Linked DNA regions of Homo sapiens: region 2 is linked to region 1. Evidence: chromatin loops called from intact Hi-C (ENCODE). Cell type or tissue: endothelial cell of umbilical vein. All regions are shown on one strand.

Evidence for each region. Peaks named below come from ENCODE experiments on the same cell type or tissue, not always from the same donor. Only the 100,000 strongest peaks of a DNase experiment are listed, where the experiment ranks them.
Region 2: it touches region 1 in a loop (8-fold over the local background); 13 of 110 quality-filtered maps call a loop at or near these places.

Annotation. Positions count from the first base shown.
Region 1 is chr2:218,977,818-218,982,817 of GRCh38, forward strand. It overlaps FEV (FEV transcription factor, ETS family member), which reads right to left. Exons shown (of 3, transcript NM_017521.3): 3 at 3,270-4,439. The coding sequence ends at 3,850. It overlaps LINC00608 (long intergenic non-protein coding RNA 608), which reads left to right. Exons shown (of 2, transcript NR_024385.1): 2 at 1-105. Among named protein-coding and RNA genes, the nearest start is that of LINC00608, 4.0 kb to the left of the region's middle. RefSeq lists an enhancer at 2,168-2,267. In endothelial cell of umbilical vein, a CTCF peak has its summit at 2,332; a DNase peak (open chromatin) is centred at 2,354; H3K27me3 peaks cover 1,763 bases.
Region 2 is chr2:219,116,875-219,121,874 of GRCh38, forward strand. The region is part of intron 5 of NHEJ1 (non-homologous end joining factor 1); the gene reads right to left. Among named protein-coding and RNA genes, the nearest start is that of NHEJ1, 41 kb to the right of the region's middle. In endothelial cell of umbilical vein, a CTCF peak has its summit at 2,762 (motif pointing left); a DNase peak (open chromatin) is centred at 2,747.

The DNA of each region.
Region 1 (5,000 bases):
CTACTACTACACTGTGTGTCCTCCACTTGGTCTCTTCCTGAAAGCAACACTGTGCACAATGTTCCTGGGGGCAGACTTATTAAACCAAGTGGACCACTTCCTTCATCTTAGGTGTCACAGCTCCATCAATGCATCCTCAAATCACAATGATTTTTCTGCACTTCACCCTACAGGTTCCTATTTAACGTTACATTGGCTAGGACATTACTCATTTACACACAGGCTCTGCTGAGCCCCATCTTTGCCAAGACTCTGACTTCTGTTGTTTCATTTAAAGATGTAAGAACAGGGCCTCACAGTTCTTCCTAAGGAATTTTACTTTGTGGCTGGGTGCGGTGGCTCACACCTGTAATTCCAGCACTTTGGGAGGCCAAGTCAGGTGGATGACTTGAGGTCAGGAGTTCGAGACCAGCCTGGCCATCATGATGAAACCCCACCTCTACTAAAAATACAAAAATTAGCCGGGTGTGGTGGCAAGCACCTATATCCCAGCTACTTGGCAGGTTGAGGCAGGAGAATCGCTTGAGCCCGGGAGGCAGAGGTTGCAGTGAGCCGAGATCATTGCACTCCAGCCTGGGCAACAGAGTGAGACTCCATCTCAAACAAACAAACAAACAAAAAACAAAAACAACACAAAACAACAACAACAAAAACCAGAAATTTTACTTTGCTACATTCAGCCCATAATTTTTAGCAACCCAGATCTTTCTGGATCCTGGCTGTATCTTCTCAGTGTGTTTCTTCTTCCTCCCAGTTTCCTGACCCCTGCAAATAGGGCTGTAAAGAGGCTCTCTGATGCTGCACCCCCTCCCTCATTGCCACCATGCAAATCACAGAGGACCCCCACCAGGCCAGACTGGCTCACCTGCTTGATGAATGCACCAGCCCACTCTCCCATCCGGGGAGGCCTGTCGGGCATAATGATGTGGAACATACTTGTTTTCTATTCAGCTACGAAAGCAGGGTATTATCAAATTTTAAAAGGCATCGGCCAGGCACTGTGGCACATACCTGTAAAACCAGGCACTTTGGGAGGCCAAAGTGGGTGGATCGCTTGAGCCCAGGAGTTCAAGACCAGCCTGGGCAACATGGCAAAACCCCGTCCCCTCTGCAAAACACACAAAAATTAGCTGGGGATGGTGGCACAGGCCTGTAGTCTCAGTTTCTCGGGAAGTTGAAGTGGAAGGATCACTTGAGCCCGAGAGGCGGAGGTTGCAGTGAGCTGAAATCCCACCACTGCACTCGGCCTGGCAGCCTGGGCAACAGAGAGAGACACTGCCTCAAAAAAAATAAATAAAAGGCATCGAGAAAAGAAAGGGAGGAAGGGAGGATTTTGACAAAAAATTATCAATAGTAACAGTGGCGTCTGTGTAACAGGACTATAGGTTTGGCTTTTTTATTTATTTATTTATTTATTTTTTTGATGGAATCTTGCTCTGTCGCCCAGGCTGGAGTGCAGTGGTGCGATCTCGGCTCACTGCAACCTCTGCCTCCCGGTTCAAGCGATTCTCCTGCCTCAGCCTCCCAAGTAGCTGGGACTACAGGCGCCCGCCACCACGCTCGGCTAATTTTTTGTATTCTTAGTAGAGACGGGGTTTCACTGTGTTAGCCAGGAGGGTCTCGATCTCCTGACCTCCTGATCCGCCTGCCTCGGCCTCCCAAAGTGCTGAGATTACAGGCGTGAGCCACCGCGCCTGGCCCCTTCATGCGTTTTTACACGCTTCATCCAACCAATAGTTCATGGAGGCCTTAGGTGTGTGTTTCCAAATTTTCTATGCTGAGTGTGTGTTCTTTGGAAAACCAGAAAAAATAAAGCGAAAAATAAAATGAAAATGAATAAAGACTCTTTCCCTGGCAAAATTCTTTGGGAAGGGGCGTCAGGCCCACCCCACACCCCCAACTGCTCAGCCTCCCGCCTGCATTGCCCCTTCCTGTGCCCAAGAAGAGGTGTGCGCGTGGAAAAGAATAGCCAGGACAGAGGGGGAAAGGAGAGCCAGGGGCTTGCCTTGAGGAGCAGTTGCCTTGAGGTTGGGGACTGTCCCTTTAGGCACCTTCCCCAGTGTTGTTTTCCTCTAAGCGAAGGCGTTTAAAAACGAATAGAACTTAAGGGCAGTGGCCCTGGTGGGAGGGCGCAGTATTCAGAAGGGCCTCTAGGTGGTGAGGAAAGGGGCCCAGCCAGGAGAATAATCCACTCGACCCGCTTCCCAGGCTTCCAGAGGTCAGACCTGGGATGCAGCGTTCCCCTTTTCACCCTCCTCTCTGAGGGCCAAAGGAGACCTGGAGACGACTGGGTCCTGCAGTCCTCAGTCTGGCCAGGCACTTGCGGTTTGCACTGCGCGGCGCACAAAATCCTCCCCGGCTTAGGTACAAAGCTCTCCCCAGCGTACCCTCCTCCGACCAGCAGAGGGCGCGCACCGCCCGCGAGAAGGAGGTGCAGGAGCTAGACTCCGAGGGGAGGCTGCGAGCCGCAAGCGCAGGAGCCGGGTGGGAGAGAGACCCCTTCTTCTGCAAATGAGGAGGCCGAGCAGAAGAAAGACGGCGACAGATGTTGGGGGGAGGGGACGGTTTGTGAGGGATAGGGAGAGAAAGTCTAAGTGAGAGCAGGACGAGGAGGGGAGGGTGGTTGGGGAAGGGGATGAAATAAAGTGGCTGAGGGAAGGCTGAGGTGGGGTGAAGCTCCGCCAGGAGGGATGAAGGTCGGGATGAGGTGAGGGGCGGGTGGAAGGGTGGGTGAGATGAGGGGGTGGGGTGCGCGTGCGTATTGGGATAAGATGGGGTGAGGGGCGGGTGGAAGGATGGGCGAGAGGGGGAAGATGTGATGTGGGTGCCTGTTAGGATGGGGTGGGGTGAGGGGCGGGTGGAAGGGTGGGTGAGATGGGGAGGGTTGGGTGGGGTGGGAGTGGGGGTTGGGTGCCTACTGGGATGGGGTGGGGTGAGGGTTGGGTGGAAGGGTGGGTGAGATGGGGAGGGTGGGGTGCGGGTGTCTGCTGGGACGGAAGTAGGGATAGAGTGGGGTGAAGGGCAACCGGAAGGGAGTGAGGTGAGCTGGGGTCGCCTGGCAGGGTGGGTATGAGGCAAGGCGGCTCCCTCGGGCTGAGCCCACCATCCAGGCCTCTCGCTGCCTGCGGGCGGCGCCCAAGCCCGCGCCACCCTCCTTCTCGGGACGTTTTCCTTGGCAGTTCTCTGCTCAGGCCCGAGATGAGCCTCTCCCTGCTTTCCCCTAACCACGGGTTCTGGCGCAGCAAAGAACAGAGAGAGAGGAGGCAGCGGAGAGCTCAGGAGCTTTAATGGGGCTGAAAGGGTCAGAAACACACCGGGAGTTTCTCCTGGGAGTGTGGGGACAGGAGGAAGGGGGCCGTGTGTCACGGAGGACGGTGGCTTTCACCAAACCTGCTCAGGTCCCAGGAAGGAGGACCGTGAGAGGCCTCCACGTGCTGAGGTGGGAGCAGTTCCTTGGGGAAGAGCAAAAGTGGGAAAAGATTTGGCACTCGTTAAAGAGTAGTGATATTGAATGGGGCTTCTAGGAGCCAGGCGGAAATGCACTGGAGTGGTGGGGAGACAAGAGAGGTCCACAAATCCCCTCCGGGACCTGGAGACCTAGAAGAAAAAAAGTGAAAGAGGGCGCACATCGCCCTCCTCAGGGGACTGCGGGGTGGGACAGGAGCAAATCTAGTACCAGACAAGGATTGAGGGAGCTTCGGTCCCGTCCCCCTGCTAAGTGCGGCAGGTGGAGTAAACTCTGGATTAGAGGACGGTTGACGGAGGCTCCCGGGCCCTCCCCGGGATGCCGATGGGATCGGGCGAGACTCTAGGCGTGCGGGCGAGGCCGCAGGCACCCGACCGCCCCGTCTAGTGGTAATGGCCCCCCAAGTGCGAGGCTGCGGCCACGGCCCCGAAGGGCCCGGGCGGGGGCTGCAAGCTGGGACTGGGGTAGAGCGCGGCGGTGGCGGCGGCAGCGGTGGCGGCGGGGCCCGGGCCCGGCCAGTAGGAGAAGCCGGCGGGCGCGACCCCGGCCGAGGCGGCCATGAGGTTGAGTTTGGAGAGGCCGGGGAAGGGCAGCGGGGCGAGGCCGGCGGGCAGCTTGTAGAGCGCGCCGTCCTGGGCGGCCGCGGCGGCGGCAGCAGCTGCGGCGGCGGCATGAGCGTGCGCGGGCGGCGGCTGGCAGGCCTGCGCCAGGCCCTGGAAGTCGAAGCGGTAGGCGTAGCGCTTGCCATGCACCTTGCTCATGATGTTCTTGTCGTAGTAGTAGCGCAGGGCGCGGCTCAGCTTGTCGTAGTTCATGTTGGGCTTGCTCTTGCGCTCGCCCCACCGCCGCGCCACCTCGTCCGGGTCCGTGAGCTTGAACTCGCCGTGACCGCCCTCCCACGCGATGCAGCCGGCGTTCGCGCGGTCAGCCAGCAGCTCCAGCAGAAACTGCCACAGCTGGATCTGTCCGCTGCCTGTGGGGAGGGGGGCGGTCAGCCACAGGCGGGAGCGGGGAGGCGGGAACTGGGGAAGAGTGCTGGCGGGAAACTGACCCACCCCGGCAGGAACCGGCACTGGGGGAGGAAAAGTGCAAGTCAAACTGCAGCTGCGTTCGGCGGGAGAGGCCGGCCCCGGAGGGGCTGATCAGCAGAGTGGTGTGTAGCCTTACCGCGCTTTTGCACAATGGAAATGCGGCTTCCACTGAAGAGCACGTAGCTTTCCAGATGCACGGTTTTGTGGAACTTGGGGGTTGGGGGGAAGGGGAAGCATTGCCTCCCCCCACGTGAGCGCAGCGGCGCACCAAGGCACTTGGCTTTCCAAGGCGAGCAAGGACAGATATCCGCCGCCACTCTCCATCTCAGCCGGGCGCCCTTATTTAGGGAAAAGACGCACAACCGTACAGGGCGGCCTTGGGCAGAATGATCGGACTGCCCCATCCCAGCTGGACCACATCCAGAGGTGGGAAGGGACAGGCGTGCAGCAGGACGACCCCAACCACTGCTGGACAAGGCCCAGCTAGTCCCGAGTCCCCAAAG
Region 2 (5,000 bases), 140 kb after region 1:
TCCTTTGTTGATTTAGTTCAGGCAACTTGGAGGAGGGACAGGAAGGGCTAGGGCAAACATGTCACAGCCTGCAGTGAATAGAGCCAACAGAAAGGAGAGGCAAAGAACAGAGCTGAGAGGAGAGGAAAAGAGGAGAGGCCTCTCTTCCCATCCCACAACCTGGGCTCCATCCAACACAAAGTTAATTCCTAACCTCGGCTTCACCACCCTGCCCACTGCTTGCATGATTTATCCCCCTATCTGCCTGCATCGCCTTTACAAGCCTCCCAGCCCTGCAGACCATTATAAAAGCTGTCTGTGCTACTGGCTCGACCTGGCCTGGCCCAGGCTCCTGCCACGGTAACCCTTCTCCACCCCTTCATTTTACAAGCCTTCCACCATCATGGAAATCTGAAATCCCACGAAAGAACAGTAAACATCGCAGGGAAAAGAAAATACCTAGCCAGGCTACTCTGGACAGCAGAGTCCCAAACAGACTGATGTCTCTAAGCCAGGGATGAAGGCCTCTAGGCAACAGTGAGCTACCTTCTTGCCTGGACTCACCTGGTCAGTAACAAAGAGATGCACACACAGATGCCAATTCTTCATGGGGCACAGCCAAGAATCCTGGTGCCCTGGGAGTTCCCAGGCTCAGAGAATCAGCCAGAATGTTGGGGAAACGCACAAGTAAACACAGGTGTCAGGTTCAGAGAACCATGTGGAAATGTGAAATTTTAAATAACAGAAAGAGACTAAACATTTTTCAAACCACGAACTCAGAATCAGATCTGTCGCCTTCTTATGGGCTCCAAAGGGAAGTGACATGGTGTAGTGGAAAGAGCATAGGCTTTCAATTCAGCTGACTGGGTCTGAAAGCTGGCTTCATCACTTATTTATTAGCTGTGCGACTTTGGACAACTCATATTTTCTGAATCTCAGTTTTACTCTGTATCATAGAAAAATACCAACTTGTAAAAAGGTTGTGAAGATTAACGATAAGATTTATAGCCAGGATGCCTGGCATACAATAGGTACAAAAAGTTGTAGCTATTACTGTTATTTGGGATGTTAGACATCCTAAAATGGGGGTGTGGTAAGGGTGGACAGGTCCTATTCCTTCTCCATGCAAATACAGCCTTTTTAATAGGTTTCCCCTTTATTCTATGCAGTTCCCTTTCTACACCAGATTCCACTGTTTGATCTCCTGGCTAGGGAAAGAGCCAAAGATAATTTCCTAGGGGAGTATTCTTTCCTACCCATTGCCATGAGGACCCCTGCCCCTTCATGACTTTGAACTCACATAACCTAGCTCTACTCCTGGCCCTTCTTACTAGGCCCACATTGGCTTCTTCAGCCTCAGTTTATAAAGGCTCTTCTTTCTCTTCAGACTCCTCAAGAGAACCTGCCAGCACCCAATGGATTTCATTCTTTTCACGAAATGTTGGGCTGCCCTACTACAACAGACCCTAAGCCAGAAGTGAGGGTTCATACCTTCCTGAACTAACATAGTGGAGAATGGACACTAAGGAATTCTCCAGTCTCTGGGGTCCAAAATGCTCTGCCAAGGAGACTGAGTGCTCCCCAGAGCTCCGTTATTCACTTGGGGGTAGGCAGTGGGAAGATGGAGGGGGAGGGACAGGGAGGGCAGGAAGAGAAGAGAGCCTTGATTCAGGGGGCCAGACTGAGTCTGCTACAGGCCAGGCTCCGCTGAGGTTTCTCGGGTGAAACACGCCTCTGTGATGGCTGTGTCTGTAAAGCGGATGGAAATGCCCATAAAGCCGTATCAAACCCTGTGCAGAGAAGGACAGGGATATATATAGAACCAGGAACCAAAGGGGCCACAGGGGATTCAGGCGGACAGCTCCGCCCAGCCCTTAAACCCGCCCCAGGGAAGGGGGAGGCCCAAGGAACAAGCTGAAGGAATGAAGGCTGGAGACAGCCCGGCGGGCTTATGAAGGGAGTGGGGAAATTAGGGGCGTCAGAGACAATGCTGGAAGAGAGCTAATGACTGAGCTGTGGGAATCAATGGCGGCTGGTGGGAGCTGGGGCCCGCTCCAGCACACAGACAGATGCTAAAGGGCAGACTCTGAGTTTCAGCAGATCCTGGGGGGACTTGAACCATCTGCTTTGGTGTCCCACAGTCTTGACAGTGCTCTGCTTCCTTCTCAGGACCAACAAACCTCTAACAAACCACTTTCCCTGTCTTCCTCTGCATCCCAACCAGTACCTGCAGTTTAAATTAGTCGAGGAGCCGATGTTCTCCATGCCTCACTCCCTTAACCCCACTCCCAGTCTCCCGGAGAAATAAGAGTTGGGGGCAAGTGAAAAAAAGAAACCTATCTGTAAAGAAGTGTCCTGAAGCAAGAAAAGTATTTCAAGATGGAAATCTGTCAAAAGACAGAAACAAATTCACAGAAAAGAAAAAGAGGCTCACAGAATGAGACAATAGTGTAGAAACTATGGCATCTGGTGGAATTGGCCCTAAAGGAGTCTTGCCAGGGACAGAAAGTGAACTGTCTTCCACTCTGGATTGCTGGGATCCCCCTCTCCCCATCAACCTTCCTGTCAAATCAAGACGTTAAGGGTAGAGATTCCAGTGATGGGGAGCTAGAAGACATTAAGCCCACAATAATTTCTTACCTGAGCAACAGCCAGGGTAACCAATCCCCCACTCCCCCATCCCTATTTCAGAAGAGAATCCCTCCCCCTCACAAACCTGAGTCCTCCCCGCCACCCTGCCCCTGGCCCAGCACAAGTAGGACAATGTTTTGGCGCCACCTGCTGTCCTTTCATGACAACTGAGTAGAACAGATCTTTGAATTGAGTGGACCTCAAGCTACCTTCCTTAATTCACCATAAATCCTAAAGGAATTTAATCTAAGAGAAGAGAAACCATAATTTCTATTAAAGAGAGTATTCCTGTGGAGCACACTGGAGAAATCCAGTGCTCCAATCTTCTCCTGTTTCCTTGGACCCTAACTAGCCAGAACATTCTCATAGGATTTTTATATCCAGTCCTACAGCTCTTTGTGACGTTCCTTCTCCAAGAGTCTGGCCGATTTGAGAAAGACAAATACTCAACAAACCCTTTCTCTACTTAATAGAGTCCACATATTTTGAAATTACTATATCACACTGTTTTGGCTTTCTTGGTTTGGCACAGAAATTCGAATTTAGCACCGAGAGGACATGATCTAGTGTTTGTCATCAAACACTAATGAACGCAGTATCACCCAAAAAGCAATGACTTAGATATATTATGCTGCTGTACCATTCCTATGGTCTTCACTCTGGGCAAACATTCTAATATGTAGTAAGTTCACTGAGCAGTCACTTCATCTCACAAAGATACTTTTTCATTCATTTAACAATTTCTACAGCCCCTATTATATGCCAGCCACAAACTGGAGGTACAGTGGTGAGTGAGTCACACAAGGTCCATACTCTCAGAAAGGCTACATTCTAGGATCATTTATCTGACTCAATAAGGTAGTGTAGCAATTTCTCATTCATCTTAAAGAAAATGTAAGTGAATAGCAAAGATCAAGACAAAAATATAAACAGGCTTTGGAAAAAGGCAAAATGAAGAAATATAAGAAGAAGGAATCAGAATAGGGGGCAATGAATGAGTATATAAAAAAGTGTTAATATTATTCTTTCTGGCTATGTTTTTTCCCTAAACCCCATTCCTGGACCTAACTCTAGGAACTGCATGCCAGTGTCCAAGGTCAGCTTCCTCAGACCTCAAGATTTACAGGTCTTTGTAGAAAGAATGAAGAAGAGGCGATATTTATTCAATACCTAGGATTGCTAGCTTAAATTATATGCAAGTATTTCCCCCAAATGTCAACTTGGGAAATATGTGGGGCTCCATCAAGTATACTGCCATTTGTAGAAGAGAGAAAAGTCTCTGATCGGCCCTAGTATGAGCCAATAAATCTAGGGAAATAGAGAGCCACCAAATCTTAGGGCTAGCCATGTCCTCTCCTAACCTCGTCCTCTAATTGTTCCAAGCAGGACTCTACTATACTGATCATTATGTAAAGAATCTTAAAGAAACAGCTCAGGTACAGTGGCTCATGCCTGTAATCCCAGCACTCTGGGAGGCTGAGGTGGGTGGATCACTTGAGGTCAGGAGTTCAAGACCAGCCTGACCAACATGGTGAAACCCCATGTCTACTAAAAATACAAAATTAGCCAGGCATGGTGGTGCATGCCGGTGCATGCCTATAATCCCAGCTACGTGGGAGGCTAAGGCACCAGAATCACTTGAACCCGGGAGGCTGAGGTTGCAGTGAGCCAAGAATGCGCCATTGCACTCCAGCCTGGGCAACAAGAGCAAAACTCTGTCTAAAAAAAAAAAAAAGAAATCTAGGAAAGGAGTTCCCAAAGCTTCCCTAGTAACATAATCTAGTCAGGTAAAAATTCTCTCTACTTCAACTACATCCTTATAATTCAAGTTTATCCCTTCTTGTACTATCTTGAGCAAAATGCAGGAAAGCTATTTACTATCCTATATGTGTTAATTTTCCATATTTAAAAGAATGAACTACCATTCAATCTACTCTCTGAATTAAATAATTCCATTGTCCTTGGATTTTTCTTATTTATCCTATGTCCACCTCTTTTATTATTGTTCTGATTTTTTCTATGGGCATTAAGGCCCCCGTGCATCTTTCACACGTGACATCAAAACCTCAAGAGCAGCTGGACACAGTGGCTCATACCTATAATCCTGGCACTTCGGAAGGCTGAGGCAGGTGGATCACTTAAGTCCAGGAGTTTGAGACCAGCCTGGGCAACATGGTGAAACCCCATCTCTACTAAAAATACAAAAAATCAGCTGGACATGCTCCTAGCTACTTGAGAGGTTGAGGTGGAAGGATCAGTTGAGCCTGGGAGGTCGAGGCTGCAGTGAGCCCTGATTGCACCACCACACTCCAGCCTGGGCAATAGACCCTATCTTAAAAAAAAAAAAAATTAAATTAATGAAAATTGTTTAAAAACCTGAAGAGCTCAAC